Regions from separate parts of the Homo sapiens genome. Here region 1 is linked to region 2. The links are chromatin loops, found by intact Hi-C in ENCODE. Cell type or tissue: PC-3. All regions are shown on one strand. Each heading gives the region's core, and the rest is flanking DNA. Links, peaks and the distances in the headings are about the cores only.

The links. A loop is a pair of places that touch in the nucleus more often than their neighbours do. Peaks named below come from ENCODE experiments on the same cell type or tissue, not always from the same donor. Only the 100,000 strongest peaks of a DNase experiment are listed, where the experiment ranks them.
Region 1: a loop joins it to region 2, with 2.7 times the contacts of the local background. A loop is called at or near these places in 3 of 110 quality-filtered maps.

Annotation. Positions count from the first base shown.
Region 1 is chr12:89,756,914-89,767,101 of GRCh38, forward strand. All of the region lies in intron 2 of LOC107984543 (a long non-coding RNA gene), which reads left to right. Among named protein-coding and RNA genes, the nearest start is that of ATP2B1-AS1, 53 kb to the left of the region's middle. RefSeq lists a silencer at 9,183-9,242. In PC-3, for the core only: no CTCF peak of the experiment used is centred there; a DNase peak (open chromatin) is centred at 6,028; H3K4me3 peaks cover 486 bases; H3K27ac peaks cover 2,177 bases.
Region 2 is chr12:89,813,643-89,823,830 of GRCh38, forward strand. It overlaps LOC107984543 (a long non-coding RNA gene), which reads left to right. Exons shown (of 7, transcript XR_007063399.1): 5 at 1,091-1,194; 6 at 2,249-2,310; 7 at 3,386-3,458. Among named protein-coding and RNA genes, the nearest start is that of ATP2B1-AS1, 110 kb to the left of the region's middle. In PC-3, for the core only: no CTCF peak of the experiment used is centred there; a DNase peak (open chromatin) is centred at 4,109; H3K27ac peaks cover 1,623 bases.

The DNA of each region.
Region 1 (10,188 bases), core at 4,603-7,102, 55 kb before region 2:
GATGTAAGATTGTAAGAGCTCTGTTGCTGACTCATGTTTTTCATGACTGTCACTTGTGCAACTTAAGAAAATTAACTGTAATCATAACAGCTAACAATATTGAGCTGTTACTATGAACAAATAGATGACATGTTAACTTATGCTAATGTGTGTAATTGAAGGAAATGTTAAATTGCAGTTAGAGGGTAGTGAGATTCCCATCCAAGTTCATGGAATCTGTCTTCTGTCCTTGGACTCCAGATTGAGAACCCTGCAGTGATTTTTAGTTTACAAATACCCCTGGGCCTAGATTGTTATCCTCACAGCAGTCTTAAGGAATAGGTCAGTGAGGTTATCCCTTTCATACTCGGAAGTCGGGAGTGGCTTGCCCAAGATAAAAACATGAATTCAACTTCCAGGTTCTCTGACTTCAATGCCAACAATTTCTCAATATTCCCTGCCACCCAACTTTCACTGATCATTTAAAAACTTACAAAAATGTTAGAATAGTACAGTACAATGAACACAGCATACTTTTAACCTATTTCACTAACTGATTATTGTGCCACATTTGATTTATGTCCTTACAAACACACACATACACATACACACAAACACACACGGGAGTTTTTTAGTGACTTTTTAAAAAGTAAATTGCAGGAATTCTGTCACATCCAAGTATGTTTAACCTGCATCCCTTAAGAATAAGAGCATTCTAGAGAACCCATAAATAAAGTCACACACCTACAACCATCTGATCTTGGACAAAACTGTCCAAAATAAGCAATGAGGAAAGGACTTCCTATTCAATAAATGGTGCTGGGATAGCTAGCTAGCAATATGCAAAGGAATAAAACTGGATACCTACCTTTCACCATATACAAAAATTAATTCAAGGTTGATTAAAGCTTTAAATGTAAGACCTCAAACTATTAGAATCCTAGAAGAAAACATAGGAAACACTATTCTGGCCACTGACCTTGGGAAAAAATTTATGATTAAGCAATTGCAGCATAAACAAAAATGGACAAATGAGACCTAATTAAACTAAAGAGTTTCTGTACAGCAAAACAAAAACAAAATAAAAACTATAAACAGAGTAAACAGACAACTCACAGAATGAGAGAAAATATTTGCAAACTCTGCATCCAACAAAGGTCTAATATCTAGTATCTATAAGAAATTTAAATAACTCAGTAAGCCAAAAACAAATAACCACATTAAAAAGGGGTCAAAAGACAGAATGGACGCTTCCCAAAAGAAGACACACAATTGGTCAACAAACATGAAAAAGTGCTCCACATCATTAATCAGAAGAAATGTAAACCAAAACCACAATGAGATATCATCTCACACTAGTCAGAATGGCTATTATTAAAAAGTCAAAAAACAATAGATGCCAGTGAGGCTGCAGAGAAAAGAGAACACTTATACACTGTTGGTGGGAATGTAAATTAGTTCAGCCACTGTAGAAAGGAGTTTGGAGATTTCTCAAAGAACTTAAAAAAGAACTACCACTTGACCCAGCAATCCTATTACTGGGTATATATCCAAAAGAAAATAAATTGTTCTACCAAAAATACACATGGAGTTGTATGTTTATCATAGCACTATTTATAATAGCAAAGTCATAGAATCAACCTAGGTGCCCATCAGTGGTGGACTGGATAAAACACTATGTGTGTGTGTGTGTGTGTGTATATATATATGTATATATATGTATATATAAATACGTATATGTGTATATATATATGTATATATATGTATATATAAATACGTATATATGTATATATGTATATAGAAATACGTATGTATGTGTGTGTATATATGAATATGTGTGTGTGTGTGTATATATATATATATATATATTTTCAAGATGAAGCCTCGTACTGTTACCCGGGCTGGAGTGCAGTGGCACAATCTTGGCTCACTGCAACCTCTGCCTCCTGGGTTCAAGAGATTCTCCTGCCTCAGCCTCCCAAGTAGCTAGGATTACAGATGCCCGTCACCACACCCAGCTAATTTTTTGTATTTTTAGTAGAGATGGGATTTCACCATGTTGGCCAGGCTGGTCTCGAACTCCTTACGTCGTGATTTGCCCACCTTGGCTCCCAAAGTGCTGGGATTACAGGCATGAGCCACCACACCCAGCCAGAAAATATTACATATATATATGTACATATATATACACACACACACACATACACACACACGTATATATGTATATATGCCATATATGTATACCCACACATACCATGGAATACTATGCAACCACAAAAATAACTAAATCATGTCCTTTATAGCAATATGGATGCAGCTACAGGCCATTATCCTAAACAAATTCATGCAGAAACAGAAAACCATAAATGAGAAAGCCTATTCTCATTTATAAGTGCGAGCTAAACATTGGGTCCACATGGACATAAAGATGGCAACAATGGACACTGGGGACTACTCCGGGGGTGGAAGTTTGAAAACTTAACTACTTACTACCTGAGTGATGGGGTGAATTGTACCCCAAACCTCAGCATCACACAATTTACCCATGTAACAAACCTGCACACATACTCCCTGAATCTAAAATTAAAGTTGAAATTTGCTTACAAAATGATTAAGGATATTCTCCTAAAAAACACATCTTTTCGTACCTAAAAAAACACATCTTTTCGTACCTAAAAAAACTAATAATAATAATCCAAACCATCACCTAATATAACCTCTATATTTAAATTTCCATAACTGTCACCAAATGTCACTTATAGCTGTATTGTTTTTCTTTGTAGCAACCAGTCTAGGATTATGTATAGCATTTGAGTTTGAGATCTTTCATCTCTTTTTACAGAATAGTTTCCCACTCTTTTTTTTTTTTTTTTTTTGCTTTTCATGCTATTATTTTTTTCTGAAGAGTCTAGGTCACTTGTAATAAAAAGTGTTCCAAATTTTGTATTTGTTTAATTGTTTTCTCATAGTTAGATTTAGGTTAAAGTATTTCTGGCAGAAAGAGTACACAGGTGAATGACAGGTTGCTCCATTGTCGGTGATACTGAGTTTAGTCACTTGATTAGGATAGTTACTGCCAGACTTCTTCATTGTAAAGGTAAACTTTCTACTTTTTAATTGATAAGCTATCTGTGGAGCAATACTTTGAGTTCAAGGTTTTAGCATCCGTTGATGATCCTTGACTGAATTAATTACTACACTGGAGAGTACAGAATTCTCGTTTTCTCCCTATACTGCCTGTAGACTAGGAATCTTCTGCTCCTAAAGCTGTACTTCTAGTGTTCTGAAACCAGTGTGCTCCACTGTGGATACCACCATGCAGTGGTAGAAGGAGCAAGAGGTGAGTCATGGAATCAGATAGCAGATAAAATGGCAGATCAGGTACTAGAGATGCTGGGCATGGCATATTATTGAGAAGCAAAAGAGCTAGTTTGGTGATACTAAAGTTTCAATTCTGTATTTTTTGGGTGGTCACACTTTGTATTTTCCATTCGTTAGCTAACTTTCCTTTCAAAATAGTGTTTTTGGGGGGGAAGGGAAAATAATTAAACACATTTGATATAAATCTATTTTTAATCCCTTTATTATAGTTTTCTGTTCTCTTTGCATTTTTCCTCTTGTTTTCTCTTCTCTTCTTTTCTCTCTTTAGAGCCCTTTCTTCTTTTTAAAATATCTGCTCAAAATTTAACTATGAATTTTCTGTTTTCTCAATTTACCTCTTCCAATTGATCAGACTGTAATTTTTCTTCTAGTTGATTGGTGCTTTTCGCTCTTCTAGGTAGGATGAGGGCTTCAGAAATTATATGGCAACTTTTAATTCTCACATGTGATGCCCTAGGCTCAACTCTTCATGTAATAAAACACCTTATTTTAGAAAATATTCATTTAAAAAGATATTACAACATATTCTCAAACAAACTTTGATGAGTTTAGTTGTCTCAGCACTACTCTGGCTATTTTAAAGTACATTATTTTGTTAACCACACCCTTTCACCTTTTATAAAGCTGAAAAATAGGAAGCGTTTTTTTCTTTTCATTTTTTGTCTTGGTAGTTTGTAACCACATTTTTTGCACTGTGGTTTCATGTAAGCGGTTGTTGATAATCAACTGATGAGTGTTGTTATGTACAAAAGTCATGCTTTTGAGGCATGGAAGTGAGTGAAAGAACATTTGAGACAATGTATATTTAACTCTACAAATAACATGTTTCTATGGTATGGAAGACAAATGATTTTCTCTAATTTTTCACCTGTCCAACAAACAGCACTTTGGTTGTTCAAAGATTATTGTCATGATTCACTTTGTAGTTTAAAATAAAGATTAGATATTTTTTGTCTTAGTGCAATTTAATTACTTATTAAAAAAAATCCCAGGAGGCTTTAGCAATTCCCTCCTGAATAATTTACAACTCAAAATGATAATAGTAATACTATAGTATATGACATTGTTTTAAATTAAAAGATGTAAGTTAATCGATTGATATGATTTTAAATTCAATTCTCTGAACGAAAATTAAGAATTAAGCTCACACATAAGGATTGGAGAAGGCCTTCTGTGGTGGCAGTTGTTAATGTCTTTCAGTGCTTTGGAAGAAAATTGCGGAAGGAGACTTTGGCTATGCCTCAGGGATGTCCTTGACACTGCACCTGCCACGTGATTTTTCCAGACAAGGAAGGCTATTTTCCTCAAAATGTGAATTTAATCCCTATGTAAACCTTCTGAGGCTAGAAATTCAGTCACATTATATAGTATAAATGATATTTTAGAAGAATATGTTGTTTGAAGAAGATCAGTTTTGAGCCTGTTTAATATTAACAAAGAATTTCCTAAACTTAGTTGCCCCTGGAAATTATCCTTTGTACTGAAAAACCCCCAAAACACAAAACATGTTAAAACAAAACAAAACAAAACAGTGGCACTTGTGTTCTATAGAATTCACTTTGGAAATTGAAATTTAGTGACTTTATTTTGGAAGTTAAAGTCTATACCAGATAGTTTTTGAAAGCACCTTCAATCCTATAACAATAAAATTCCAGTATAACATGTTAGCAAGATCTTGTGTTCAACATTGTGTTATAATATACTATAGATACAATTTCTCTGTAAGAAAAAAAATGTTGTTTACTAACGTAAATGCAGTTTTAAGGGGAATTAAAATGAGTTTTCGTTACATGATATTTTATTGGATGACTAAAAATGAGCTCATTTTAAGTGGAAAGACTGGTTTTATGATTCAGATATTTTTATTATAATTTAAAAAAGCATTTTCTTATAGTTTCTTTGAAATTAAAAAACAAGAAAACGTCAAAACCTGCCATTGAAGATTTTCTGGTGTCCTAGTGGCACTTTTCAGATGAAACTTTGAGAAACATTATTGTGATTTTTTAAAATAATAAAATGCTAACATGGTGCTATTGTATAGTCAAAATGTATAAGCAGTTAAATGTTACAGAATAGTTGAAAATATGTAAGACATTTATTTCATTGTTCCTTAGAAATTTTTTTTCATCAACCCTTGTTTCCTGAGCTAAACCAACCGAGGGACAAAAATAAGATTACAATGACAGAAAGTAGGAATTGTCTGTTTTCCTATTCCTTCTTCTTAAGCAGTACAGTCCTCATATATTCCTCTTAAATAGTTCTGGACATCCCTAGAACGTGGTCTCACAAAGATCAGGAACTAGTCCTTTTCACTTCTATGTGGGTTGATTCATTTTCTTCCTTTTCAGGTCATTATGGTGATGACACCAAAAGTGGCAATTACAAAGCCACCAGTGTTAAAGCTACTAACGTCATCCTCTTTAGGTTGCTTGATGTTGTTGCTGTTGGTCAATGTGGATAAGTAACAGCTGCCTCATCCTGCTATTGCTAAAGTTACCTACAGTGACAATGAAGTTGATCAGCACTCTCAATGACCCACTGAGATTTTGGTGGATAAAGTTGCTTCTTCTTTTTCGATTTGACCCATCACAGTATACAGGACTCATGGGGCTTAGCTGGAGGAAAATTATTAGTGACCGCTATTATCTGATTGGCCTTTGATTTTCTTTGCCCTCAGGATGAATTCTTTTCCTGTAGACTTATCACCTTTCAAATAAATAATAGCCTAGAATTCCTGTCCTACAAGTTCTTCAAGTATGTCCAGACATAAATATTTGCCAAATATATTAAGAAATATCTAGCAAACTTGGGAGGACTACTTATATTCAGCACAGAACAATTGAAAAGGAGAAACTAACTGACTCTGTAATACCAATAAAGTAAGTTTGTGTCATTAGACTCCAAAATTATAATGGTCTTTATCTAATCTCCAAAATTCTTATTGACATTGTTTCCTTTATTCTTAACATTCCTAATGTCTCTGGATCACTTTTCATTTCTGTTGATTCGAATATTTATTTATTCAAAATCATCTTGGGTGTTATAGCTCTAGATTTGGTGGAATAAATTTCTGTAATAATTTTTAGCAATATGAAGCATTCCTTGAAATCCAGTGTTTCTATGGAACCTCTTAAGTGAATACAGTGGGGAACATATTTTTGAAGATTAATTGTAAGAGATGTCACAATTGTTAGTACTCTTGTTTAGAAGTTACAGAGTCCTGGCTGGGTGCAGTGGCTCATGCATGTATTCCCAGCACTTTGGGAGGCTGAGGCAGGTGGATTGCTTGAGCCCAGGCATTCACTACCAGCCTAAGCAACATGGTGAAACCCCATCTTGACCAAAAAAAAAAATGCAAAAATTAGCCAGGCATGGTGACATGCACCTGTAGTCCCAACTACTTGGGAGGCTGAGGTGTGAGGATCACCTGAGCCCAGGGAGGTTGAGGCTGTAGTGAGCTGTGATTGTGCCACTGCGTTACAGCCTGGGTGGCAGAGTAGGGCCCTGTCTCAAAACAAACAAACAAACAACCCCAAAACCAAAAACCAAAAAACCCTACACACACAAAGTTACAGAGCCCTATAAAATGAAAGGAAACCTTGGAAAGGGCAGGTGGGTTTGAGGCTGGGCCACAGACCTATTTGGAACCAGGAACTCAAATTATGCCATCATGAATGCATTGCTGCTGCTATTTCTCTGTGTGTTAGAAAACGTGTTTGCCAACAGCACTTGAATTTTGTGTATGACCACTTTAGCCATCCGGACTCTCTCAGTTCTATTTCTAAAAATCCCCAGAAAGGACTCTTATTATCCAGCTTGTGAAGCCTTAGATCTGTTACGGGTTGAATTACGTCCCCCTAAAAGATGCTAATGTTCTAACCCCAAGCACCTGTGAATGTGATCTTTCTTACAAATTGGGTCTTTGCCAGTGATCCCATTACTGAGTATATACCCAAAGGATTATAAATCATGCTAATATAAAGACACACGCACACATATGTTTATTGCGGCACTATTCACAATAGCAAAGACTTGGAACCAACCCAAAAGTCCACCAATGGTAGACTTGATTAAGAAAATGTGGCACATATACACCATGGAATACTATGCAGCCATAAAAAAGGATGAGTTCATGTCCTTTGCAGGGACATGGATGAAGCTGGCAACCATCATTCTCAGCAAACTATCACAAGGACAGAAAACCAAACACCGCATGTTCTCACTCATAGGTGGGAACTGAACAATGAGAACACTCGGACACAGGGCAGGGAACATCACACACCAGGGCCTTTCAGAGGATGGGGGGCTGGGGGAGGGATAGCATTAGGAGAAATTCCTAATGTAAATGACGAGTTGATGGGTGCAGCAAACCAACATGGCACATGTATACCTATGTAACAAACCTGCACGTTGTGCACATATACTTGAAGTATAATTTAAAAAGAAAAAAAAGAATTTGGGTCTTTGAGCTGAACAGTGAGAACACATGCACACAGGGAGGGGAACAACACACACTGGGGCCTGTCGTGGTGGGGAGCAGGTGGTGAGGGAGAGCATCAGGATAAATAGCTAATGCATGGGGGGCTTAATACCTAGGTGATGGGTTGATAGGTGCAGCAAACCACCATAGCACAAGTTTACCTATGTAACAAACCTGTACATCCTGCACATGTATCCCAGAAACATAAAATAATAAAATAAAATATCAAAAAAAAGAAATTGGGTCTTTGTAGATTATCAAGTTAAGATGGTTCATTAGAGTGGTTCCTAATCCAATAAAACTATGAGTTTGTAAAAAAGGACAATTTGGATACAGATATAGACAGGTATACAGGGAGAGCACCATGTGAACGTGAAGGTGGAGATTGGATGAAACTTCTACAAGGCAAAGAGTGCCGAAGTTGTCAGCAAACCACTAAAAACTAGGAGAGAGACATGAAACAGATTCTCCCTCAAAGCACTCAGAGGGAACTAACCTTGCTGACACCTTCCTTTAGCCGCTAGAAACTGTGAGACCCAAATTTCTATTTAAACCATTCAGCTTTTGAGACTTTGTTGCAATGACCCTAGCAAATGAATACAGAACCACTTAATAGTGGCTTGAGGGGTGGGATTATCAGTACCACGGGAACCACATAGATGGGTGAAAGTTGATTCTCAGAAATTGGTTCTGGGAAGACAATCTCATAGATTTTCACTACAGATCCCCCAAGACAATTTGTTTTGACTTGAAACTCAACTATGGACATTTTCTTTTGAATAAATTAGCTTGCTTAGGAATTGGGTGAATAATTAAAAATAATCTAAAAATTAATTTGTGGATATTTTCTGATTGGCATTATCTGTCTCAGCACACAAGTTGCCATAATGGTGGGGAAAGCAACAAGTAACAAGCCTGCTTTGCTCTAGAGCAGATTGATATATGTAGATAAGTGGAATTTATGTGAAAGAACCAATAATGTTTGAGAGTCTGCTGATAAAAGATGACATTGAGTAAAATGATGGATTCCTGTCTTAAAGGGTAACTTTTCTTATTATTTTCTTAGGCTGTATTGTAGTTGTTATTTATAATACGCTCCAGTTGAGGCATCATCTTGTAATTATTGCTCCCTCTACTCTTTCTCAACTTACTCTTCACTATGAGTGTTAGTATTCAACAGTTTAGACTTCATCAATAAGTAATTTCCATCAGAATGAGGAAAGACTGGTCCTTCTCTGTTTATGTTTTCTAATCTTGGAATGAGGTACCTTAGACTAAATCAGGGATTGGGTAAATTATAACCCTCAGGCCAAATTTAATCTACCACCTGGTTTTACAAAGGCAGTTTTATTATAGCACAGCCACACTCACTCATTTACTTACTTTCTGTGGTAGACTTCATGCTACAATGGCAGAGGTGAGCAGTTGCAACAGAGACTCCATGGCCCAAAAGCCTAAAATATTAACTATCTGGACTTTTACAAAAACAATTTTCCAACCTCTGACCTAGGTAGCTATGTAAAGGGAGAAAAAGAGGTTCTGTTTTTGTTTTTGTGCTTTTAATTAAGTCTACCAGGGACAGACTTATTAGCCTTTAGAGTAAAACGTAATCCCCACGTTACTAATAACATGAACTCCACATTTAAAAAATGGACTACATGGTTTAAAATGCTTTGTTTAAACTCATTTTTTCCTTATGTATAGTTGTTTGTAATTAGTAATTATTCAGCTCTTCTAGTTTACTTTTTCTTTTGCAAATAACTGGTTACAGAAGTAAAAAATAGAAGGGTTGTCCGAAGGCATCATGTGTTTTTGAGAGTAGTTGATCTAATGTTTCTTGAAGCCAGGAAGATATTTGTGCACTTTGTCTGTGGCTTCATTTCCTTACAGGAAATCACCTGGGGCAGATAACACCAAGCTCAGTGTATTCTTGTTGCTCAGTTGATTAGTTGATTGATTTGAAATAACAGAAATAATAAAGAAAGATATTTCTATTTGGGAAAATTTTTTTTTAAAGTTTATAATAATGTCACCCTAATAAGTTAGTTAATCTCTCTGAACTTCAGTGACCTTCTCTGTAAAGGTACTACCTATTACATAGTGTTATGAGGATTAAATGAAATGGTCCATTTAAAGAGTTTGATAGAGTATCTTGTGTATAATTAGAGAATAATACATTTAATTCTTGTTATTATTATTATTATTGCTATATTTTTAGCTACTGTTTTAGGCTGAATATTTGTCCTTTCCAAAATTCATGTGGAAATTTAATCCCCAATGTGGCAGTGCTGACAGGGGGCTTTTAAGAGGGAATTGGGTCACGAGGGCTTTGCCCTCATGAGTGCATT
Region 2 (10,188 bases), core at 2,732-5,231:
TTCTTGATTATTTGAAACAAAATCTTCTAGGTTGGGATGGTTTTTAAGGCTCCCCAGATAATTATAACGGAAGGCCAGGCTGAGAACCACCAATTTGAACAGAGGAGGATGACTGGCTTTTATTTTCTGTGTAAGCCCTTATACAGGCCCTTTTATTATTCCAGTAAAAAATTCCCTTTCACATCTCAATGAATTATTTGATCCACTCTACCTCACTAGAATAAGCCAGTAAACTTTTTTTTTTTTTTCAAAAAAAGAAAATACTGCAGTTGATTACTCAGGAGAATCATAAGCCAAGTATCAACTATCTCCTGCCCCAAGAAGAACTGTAGACTAACTTAAAATAATTTATGTAATAATTTTTATCATTCAGGGTCCAATCAGGAAAACAGAAATAGTATACTTTAATATGGGGAATTGCTTACACAGGTCATGTAAAAGATTAGCAACCGCTGGAGAGACCAAGGAAGAAGGAGATGTTATCAGAGCCCAGGAGCCTGACATGCCTGAAGAAAGCTGCAGCTGGGATGGGCTTTCCCAGGGGTAGTTGGAGCTAAGGAGGAGGAGATGTAGCTGTTGTCAGAGAAGCTCCCCAAAGTAGAGAGGGAGAATTCTGTCCTCTCTCGTCCTTTTGTGTCTTCCATCAACACTTCTCATTGGCTAAACCCACCAGAATAGCAGCTGACATGGGAGTTTGGGTCAGTCCCTCAGGCGTACAGAACAAAACAGACAATAAAAAGGGGAGGAATGAATGGATCCGAGGGCAAATATGCCAAGGACCAATACATTGTTCTTATTTCTGGGACAATTCAGTCTCTTACTGACAAAACTGAGAGAATGAACATCTGCGGATGTCACTTCACTCTTAAGAACACTTAGACTGTTTAGCTACTTCACTGGAATTTTAATTTAACTTAAAAATGTGTGTTTATGTATGGGATATATGAGTTTGCTATATATATGTGTAGCTTCCTTTGGTCAATTGACAACCTACTTCAAACACTGTACAGCTAACCCTTAAACAACATGGGTTTGAACTTTGAGGATCCACTTATATGCAAATTTTCTTCTTCTTCTGCCATCTACTCAGACTGCAAGACCAACCCCTCCTCTTCCTCCTCCTCTTCAGCCTACTCAATGTGAAGACAATGAAAATGAAGACCTTTCGGATGACCCACTTCCACTTAGTGAATAGTAAATATATTTTCTCTTCCTTATGATTTTCTTAGTAACATTTTCTTTTCTTATCTTTACTGTAAGAATACAGTATGTGATAGATGTAGCATACAAAAAATGTCTTAACTGGCTGTTTATGTTATCATTAAGGCTTCCAGTCAACAGTAGCTGTTAGTAGTTAATTTTCTGGGGACTCAAAAGTTATACATACATTTTCTACTGTGTGGAGGGGTTTGCATCCCTAACCCCCACATTTTTCAAGGGTCATCTGTAGTCACCTTTTAAAGTAAAACCTAAGTCTCCAGAATAACAGTCAGAATGTTATAATGTGATATATACTTATATTAAATATATAATATTATTAACTATTACTAATCATTGACTTATCGTCAAATTCTACCTCTTCTGAGAGGATGAGTTTTAGGAACTCTTTCAACAGTCCCACGTTAAGAAATTAATAACTATGATCGCCTTAGTCCAGACCTGAATGTTTAGATGGCATCATCTGGGTCCTGTTAGTGAATTAGAAACTATAATGTTATTCAGACATACCTTGAGATATTGTAGATTGGTTCTAGACTAGCACCATAAAGCAAATATTGCAATCAAGTGAGTCACATGAAAGTTTTGGTTTTCCAGCGCATATAAAAGTTATGTTTATACTATACTATATTAAATGTGCAATAGAAGTATGTCTAAAAAAACATACCTTAGTTAAAAAATACTTTATTGTTAAAACATGCTAATGATCATCTGAGCCTTCAATGAATTGTAATCTTTTTGATGATGAAGGGTCTTGCCTCAATGTTGATGGCTGTTGACTGATCAGGGTGGTGGTTACTAAAGGCTGGAGTAGCTGTGGCAATTTCTTAACATAAGACAGCAATGAAGTTTGCTGCATTGATTAATTCTTCTTTTGACAAAAGATTTCTCTGTATCGTGGAATTCTTTTAGGTAGTATTTTACCCACAGTAGAATTTCTTTCAAAGTTAGAATCAATCCTCTCCAAACCTGCCAGTGCTTTATTAATAAGTTTATGAAATGTTTAAATTCTTTGCTGTCATTTCTACAGTGTTCACAGCATCTTCCCCAGGAGTAGATTGCATCTGAAGAAACCAGTTTCCTTGCTTATCTGTAAGAAGCAACTCTTCATTTATTCAAATTTTTATCATGAAGTTGTAGAAACTCAGTACCACCTTAGGCTCCACTGCTAATTCTAGTCCTCTTTCTATTTTCACTACATTGCAGTAACTTCTGCTGCTGAAGTCTTAAACCCCTCAAAGACATCCATGAGGGTTAAAATCAACTTCTTCCAAACTCCTGTTAATGTTGATATTTTGACTTTCTCCCGTGAATCACAAATGTTCTCAATGGTATCTAGAAAGGCAAATCCTTTTTAAAAGGTTTTCAATTTACTTTACTCACATCCATCAAAAGAATCACTTTCTATGAAATTACTTCTTGATCCATGGGCTGTGGAATGGATGTTGTGTTAACAGAGAAGGAAACAATATTAATCTCCTTGTACATCTCCATGAGAGTTCTCGTGTGACCAGGTACATTGTCAGTAAGCACTAATATTTTTATTTTTTATTTTTGAGACAGAGTCTTGCTCTGTTGCCCAGGCTGGAGTACAGTGGCCCAGTTGTGGCTCACCGCAACCTCTGCCTCCTGGGTTCAAGCAATTTTCCTGCCTCAGCCTCCAGAGTAGCTGGGATTACAGGTGTGCACCATTACGCTTGGTTAATTTTTTTGTATTTTCAGTAGAGACGGGGTTTCGCCATGTTAGCCAAGTTGGTCTCGAACTCCTGGCCTCAAGTGACCTGCTCGCCTCAGTGTCCTTAAGTGTTGGGATTACAGGCATGAGCCACCATGCCCAAGAGAATTTAAAATTTAAATCACCATAACAAAGGCTAAGAATATGAAATAGTGGAAGGAAGGTATGTGATGGGCTTGTTCCCTTACAGCCAGGATACACTGAGGTACTCATGTGCAAGATTTGGAAGTTAGAAGTGTTGGGGAAGCTGTGCTTCTGTTTTTGCTAAGGGTAAACTTGATCAAGGAACAGTTGGTTTTCTGCAGTAAGGGAAACTGTACTAAATTCTCAGGTGTTGAGAGATGAGACATGGAGCTTCCATTTTGCTGGTGTGGATTGTGGATAGAGTGGTGTGTTCTTGGAATGAGCATTTGCATTTTCCCTGTTCTCCAGATTTCTGTTATATCTGAGGATCGTTTCTGGAATCTATGGCTAAATCTTGCTCCTCCAGCCCATACATTGCTAGGTAAGTTTCTATTTCTCTATATAAATGACTTTTCTGATTAGATAAGCTGGAGGGATTCTATATCGTCAACTTAATCTTAATATACTACTAAATGCTAAAAAGTACAAATGGTAATATTTCCCCTGACTTCCAGAAATATACTTCACATTTGTTAAAAATCTTACCCTGGAAGGTGGCAGAAAATGAACTAGATTCAAAGATTTTGGACTGGTAAATTTGCCTGTGGGTTTTGGTTTATGTTATTTTGAAATGTAATTTTAATAATTATTTATTTTTATCTCTATACACACATACATGGCTTAAGTCAAATTTTTACTAGGATTATAACACAAAAATAGACGCTATGTTAATCTACCTTTCTATACCTCAGATTCCTACTTCTTATAGATGTTTTAGCAATTTCTACTGGAATTTACATTTTTTTCTAAATAGCCTGCCTATGTTGCTATTTCTCGAGTTATTCCACTTTTATTTATTATCTTTTTACTTCCCTTTGTGGAAGATGAAAGCTTATCTTTTCTCCACTCTTCCATGACCAATATAAACATCTTTGCACTTTCCTTTTCTCACCATTTTCTTATCTAGATAGCAAATTTGTATGTCTTTAGTGTTTACATTGTCATGACTATACAGACATTATTACAGCTGAATCATGTAGTAAATAAGAATCACCTTTCCTTTCTCAGACATTGAATTTTTTTCCCCTGAGGTAATAATTATCTTACTTTTGCTTAGCTTTCTATGTACTTCTGTGCTAATTTGGCCAAAAATTTCCTACAGAGGTGTAAATCTCCTGCAAGATATTAAAACACATCAGGTCACTTTTTAATTTTTTTTTCTTTCTTCTTTGCTTCTTGGAAATACTCATTTGAGAGCCCACAGTCTTTCTGCTCCTAGAAGGAGCAGGCTAGGTCTATTGCACAACTGTCAACTGGAGCCCTCTCTTATGTTAAATCCCTGATTTCCTGAATCTTGAGTTTTCAGGTTTCTTGGTTTATTACCCCATTTTGGTAGTACCTTTCCTCTAGTAGCTTTCTGTGGTAAACGTTTTTTGGAGGGAACTTATATTTCTTTGTTCTACATTCATATGAATGATAAGTTAACTGGGTGTTAATATAATGTAATATTATTAAATGCTAGTGTGATATCCCAGCCCTGAGACATGCCTGGTGCATCCTGAACTAGAATTCTTCTAGTTAGTCTTTCTTGAGAGTAAAAACCCTAGCTCTTTCCTGAGGTCAGGAAGGGCAGTTCTGTGAATGCTTGGAATTGCAGAGAAGATAAATTTCTTGTATAGATGATCAGTTTGTTCTATTTTCAGCCCCACCTACACCCACTCTTTCAGAAATACCTCCAGTTTCTGAGCCTTCCTGGGGTCCTGCATTGTGAGTTGCAAGATATTTCTAGTCTGCTAGGTCAATAACCACTCATCCATCTGCTTTCTAGCTTTTAAAATTTTGTTGATGTCATCATAGTCTCTTTGTTCTTACAGGCTTGTGCTTTTTTATTCCCTTCACTGTTAATTTAGAGGGATTTGAGGAGTGGGGAGAAGAGGTTGATATATGTATACAATTTGTCATATTTCATTGGAATTTCTTTGATGATTGGTTTTATTATTTACTTATTTATTTTTTTGAGACGGAGTCTTGCTCTGTCACCTTGGGTGGCATGCAGTGGTGTGATCTCGGCTCACTGAAACCTCCAGCTCCTGGGTTCAAGCAATTCTCCTGCCTCAGCCTCCTGAGTAGCTGGGACTACAGGCACACATCACCATGCCCAGCTAATTTTTGTATTTTTGGTAGAGACAGGGTTTCACCATGTTGGCCAGGCTGGTCTCAAACTCCTGACCTCAAGTCATCCACCCACTTTGGCCTCCCAAAGTGCTAGGATTACAGGCATGAGCCACCGCCCAGTCAAGGATTTTGGTCCTTTTAACAAATTCAGAAACTTAATAACATAATTGTGTTAGATGTAAAAACAGACCAGTTTCACAAAATTCAGTAACTTCAGGAGAATTTTTTTTTTTGAGTTACCTGAAATGTCCCATAATTGTTCCTTTTAATTTTAATTTAGCTAACTAGTAATAATTATCCATGTCATAATTTGCCTGTTTGCCTTCTCCTCTCTTTAACATGATTCACGCATGGTCTTTTGTTGATGGTTGTTTTCTCGTCCTCTTGATATTTGTATTTCAGGTATCTATTATATTAATCCACAAAGGCATTGCAGGGCATTTCTCTGCTAATATTAGCTATACTTTGGGTTAAACTCTCATCTAGGAAACATCCTAACTTAGAAGATGGTTTTCCTTTGGGTCACTGCTTCAGGAATGCCAACTGAGTCTAAGAAGAAAGATATAAATCCTCATAATGTAACATTGTTAAATGCCAGACAATAGGATGCCTGGGTGAGTAGGAGGGTCTTAGGTGACATCTCCAAATACGAGGCTGATATTGACTTTAAAGTGCTTGCTTTTTGTGCTTATAGAGGTAACACATAAAATTTGTAGAAAATTAACTTGAAGAAAAGTATAAAAATGAAAGCAAAATTTATCATGAATTCCACAATTCAGAGACATCATCTTCTGTTAATCATTATTGATATATTTAGGTTTATTTTATCCAGCCTTATTTCACGTCTAAATGTGCATTAAAAATATTTTATTGGCCGGGCGCGGTGGCTCACGTCTGTAATCCCAGCACTTTGGGAGGCCGAGGCGGGCGGATCACGAGGTCAGGAGATCGAGACCATCTTGGCTAACACGGTGAAACCCCGTCTCTACTAAAAATACAAAAAATTAGCCGGGCAAGGTGGAGGGTGCCTGTAGGCCCAGCTATTCGGGAGGCTGAGGCAGGAGAATGGCGTAAACCCCGGGGGGCGGAGCCTGCAGTGAGCCGAGATCGCGCCACTGCACTCCAGCCTGGGCGACAGAGCGAGACTCCGTCACAAAAAAAAAAAAAAAAAATTTTATTATAGAAAACCTCAAATGTGCATAAAAGTAGATAGGAGAGTATAATGATCTCTATGTACTTGTTGTCTATCTCCCACAGTTAGCATTTTGCCAATCATGCTTCATTTATTTCTCACTTTATTATCTACTCACCGCTCACCTCCACTTTTTTGGCTATAGTATTTTAAAACAAATCCCACAAGTCGTTTAATTTCACTCATAAATACTTCAGTATATATCTTATCAGATAAAGTTTTTCTTTTGGTTTTAACATCAGTGCATGCTATTATCAGTCTCATAATAATTAAAATAGCAATTCTTGGCTGGGTGTGGTGACTCACTCCTGTAATCCCAGCACTTTGGGAGGCCGAGGTTGGGGTGGATCACCTGAAGTAAGGAGTTCGAGACCAGCCTGTCCAACATGGTGAAACCTGTCTGTACTAAAAATACAAAAATTAGCCGTAATCCCAGCTACTTGGGAGGCTGAGTCAGGAGAATTGCTTGAACCCGGGAGGCAGAGGTTACAGTGAGCCGATGGAGTCATTGCATGCCATCCTGGGTGACAAAAGTGAGACTCTGTCTCAAAAAAAAAAAAAAGCAATTCTTTAATATCATCTAGTATCAATGCATATTTAAATTTTTCTAATTATCTCAAAGATTACTTTTTTAAAAAAAGTGAAGTCTGTTAATAAGGATCCAAATAAAGTTCACATATTAAAATACATTGAATTGATATATTTTTTAAGTTTCTTTTAGTCCAGTTTCTTCTCCTTTTTAAAAATGCCATTCCTTTGTGAAATAACCCAGTTGTTTTATAGATATTTTATATCTGCATTTGACTAATTGCTTCCTCATGGTGTCATTTAACCTGTTTCCTGATTTCCAATATTTTCTGAGAGATTGGTAGTTGAATTTAGAAACTTGATATAATTCTGGTTCACTTTTATGTGTTATTTATTTTTTGACAGCCATATTTCATAGGCGATACTGTGCATTCTATTGTGTCACATCAAGAAGCACATGCCTGATTGTCCCACCTTTCATGATGCTGAGCTTGATCAATTGGTTTTCATAGTATCAGACTGATCCACCTATTGTAAAATTCCCTTAATGGTTTCATCATCCATTATAAACTTTTTTTGTACTTGCAAAATAGTGAACCTCTGATTCTATTATTCTTTTTGCACTTGTTAGCAAGAATTCTTCTATGAAGCAATAACTTCCCAGGCTGGGCACAGTGGCTCACGCCTGTAATCCCAGCACTTTGAGAGGCTGAGGTGGGAAGATTGTTTGAGGCCACAAGTTTGAGACCAGTGTGGGCAACATAGTAAGACCTCATCTGTAAAAAAAATTAAAAAATTAGCCAGGCATGGTGGTGCATGCCTGTAGTTCCAGCTACTCGGGAGGGTGAGATGGAGGATTGTTTGAACTTGGGAGGTGGAAGCTGCATTGAGCCGTAATGGCACCACTATACTGTAGACTGGGTGATGGAGAAAGAAACTGTCTCAAGAAAAAAAATTTTAAAACCCTAAAGCAATCATTAAATTTAATGTCTATATTATATTTAATAGTAGGAATATATAATAATTTATGTAATCATTATTTTCTTTCAGTTGCTGATAGTCTTTGTTCTTTTGTTATTAATATATATATAAAGCCAACATAGACAACTTCGTACAAATTCATCCGACCAAATGTCTGATAAATTCTGAAAAGCAGAATTATAAAGTCAAAGAATGTGAAGGTTCTTACTATATCTTGTCTGGGTCAATATTATTATTTAATATATAGCCGTTCTTTAATTGTCTTCATTCTTGAGATAGAAAACTTATCTGAAGTTGATGGCCATTTAACTGTTCTTTCTTTAGAATAACTTTTATTGAGTACAACTCTACCCATAATTAGCATGATAATACCTGAGGGATTGAGAAAGCTCAGCTGGCAGGAGAGATTCTTGATGAGTAACTTTCCATAAAAAGAAGTAATATGCTTCTCATAGTGACTTTTGAGTAGAGTATTGTCTGCTAAGTAGGTGCTGTGAAATCATAGCCAGGAGTCCTATCAGCCTCCTGGTTTACTGGGACTGCTCATCATATCTTAGTTTGGTGGAGACTACTGGAAAGACAGAAAAGGCTGCTATGCAAAACAGTACTTGAAGTGAAACTCAGAGGAAGTTACATAGACACTTGAAAACTTTTGCTCAAAAAGAAGCAGTTTGTTTTTTGCTTGATTCTCTTAGAAAGACTATATATTGAGATACAATTTGTATACCACAAAACTCATCCATTTTCATTGTAGCATTCAATGAGTTTCAGTGACTTTATATAGCTGTGAAATCATCACCAAAATCATGTTTTTGGAACACTTCCATTATTTATGTAGTTTAAAAAATAAGATTATCATAAATCTCAATGAATTCCTTGCTTTTGATATAGTTATTTTATGTTCACAATGTTATACAATCATCATTTGTTATTTAATTCCAGAATATTTTAATCACTCCCCCAGAAACCCCCATATTCATTAAGGAGTGACTCATTGATGGACTATTTAAAGAAAATGTGGTACATATACACCATGGAATACTATGCAGCTATAAAAAGGAATGAAGTCATGTCCTTTGCAGCAACATGGATGCACTGGGAGACCATTATCCTAAGCAAATTAACACAAGGACAGAAAACCAAATACTGCGTGTTCTCACTTATAAGTGGGAGCTAAACATTGAGTACACATGGACATAAAGATGGGAACAACAGACACTGGGGCCTACTAGAAGGGGGAGGGACAGAGTGTGGAGTGGCCTAAAAATCTTTCTATCCTGTACTATGCTCACTATCTGGGTGATGGAATCATCCATACCTCAAACCTCAGCATCATGCAATATACCCATGTAACAAATCTGCACTTGTACTCCCTGAATCTAAAGCAATAGTTAAAATTAAAAAATGAAACTTAAAAATAAAGCAATGGAACAGCATCTGCAAAGTGACAATGAGGAAAAGAAAATGGACCCAAGAACATTTATACACAGTGAGGTTGTTATTTGTTGCCTTTTTAAGACAGTAGGCATACATGAAATAATCAACAGACACACAATCTGTTCTCTATATCATGCATATTCTTCATCTGCAGGTTCCAGAGATTAAATTTTATTTATTTATTTATTTATTTATTTATTTATTTATTTATTTATTTGAGACGGAGTCTCGCTCTGTCGCGAAGGCTGGAGTGCAGTGGCACGATCTCAGCTCACTGCAACCTGTGCCTCCTGGGTTCAAGCAATTCTCCTGCCTCAGCCTCCCGAGCAGCTGGGACTGCAGGAGCACACCTGGCTAATTTTTTGTATTTTAGTAGAGATGGGGTTTCACTGTGTTGCCCAGACTGGTCTCGAGCTCCTGAGCTGAGGCAATCTGCCCGCCTCGGCCTCCCAGAGTGCTAGGATTAAAGGCGTGAGCCACCATGCCCAGGCTAAATTTTTTAAAAAATAAACATAACACTACAATCATAAAAGTAATATAAAATAAAACAAATTAATGTAGTTATTAATGAAAGTCAATTTTGGATTATAAGAGACCAGATGTTCCAAATGTATATAAATATAACACAAAAATTTTGAAGGCACACATGTTTATTGATAACTCGCAATAAATGCTCACAAACTGACAGCTCTACTATGAAAGTTATCATAGCTTCATACGATGAAGTAGGTGCAGAAATTTCACCTACTGAAATTTCATCAAAGACATATGATGCTTTGAAGTTTCATATATACCATGG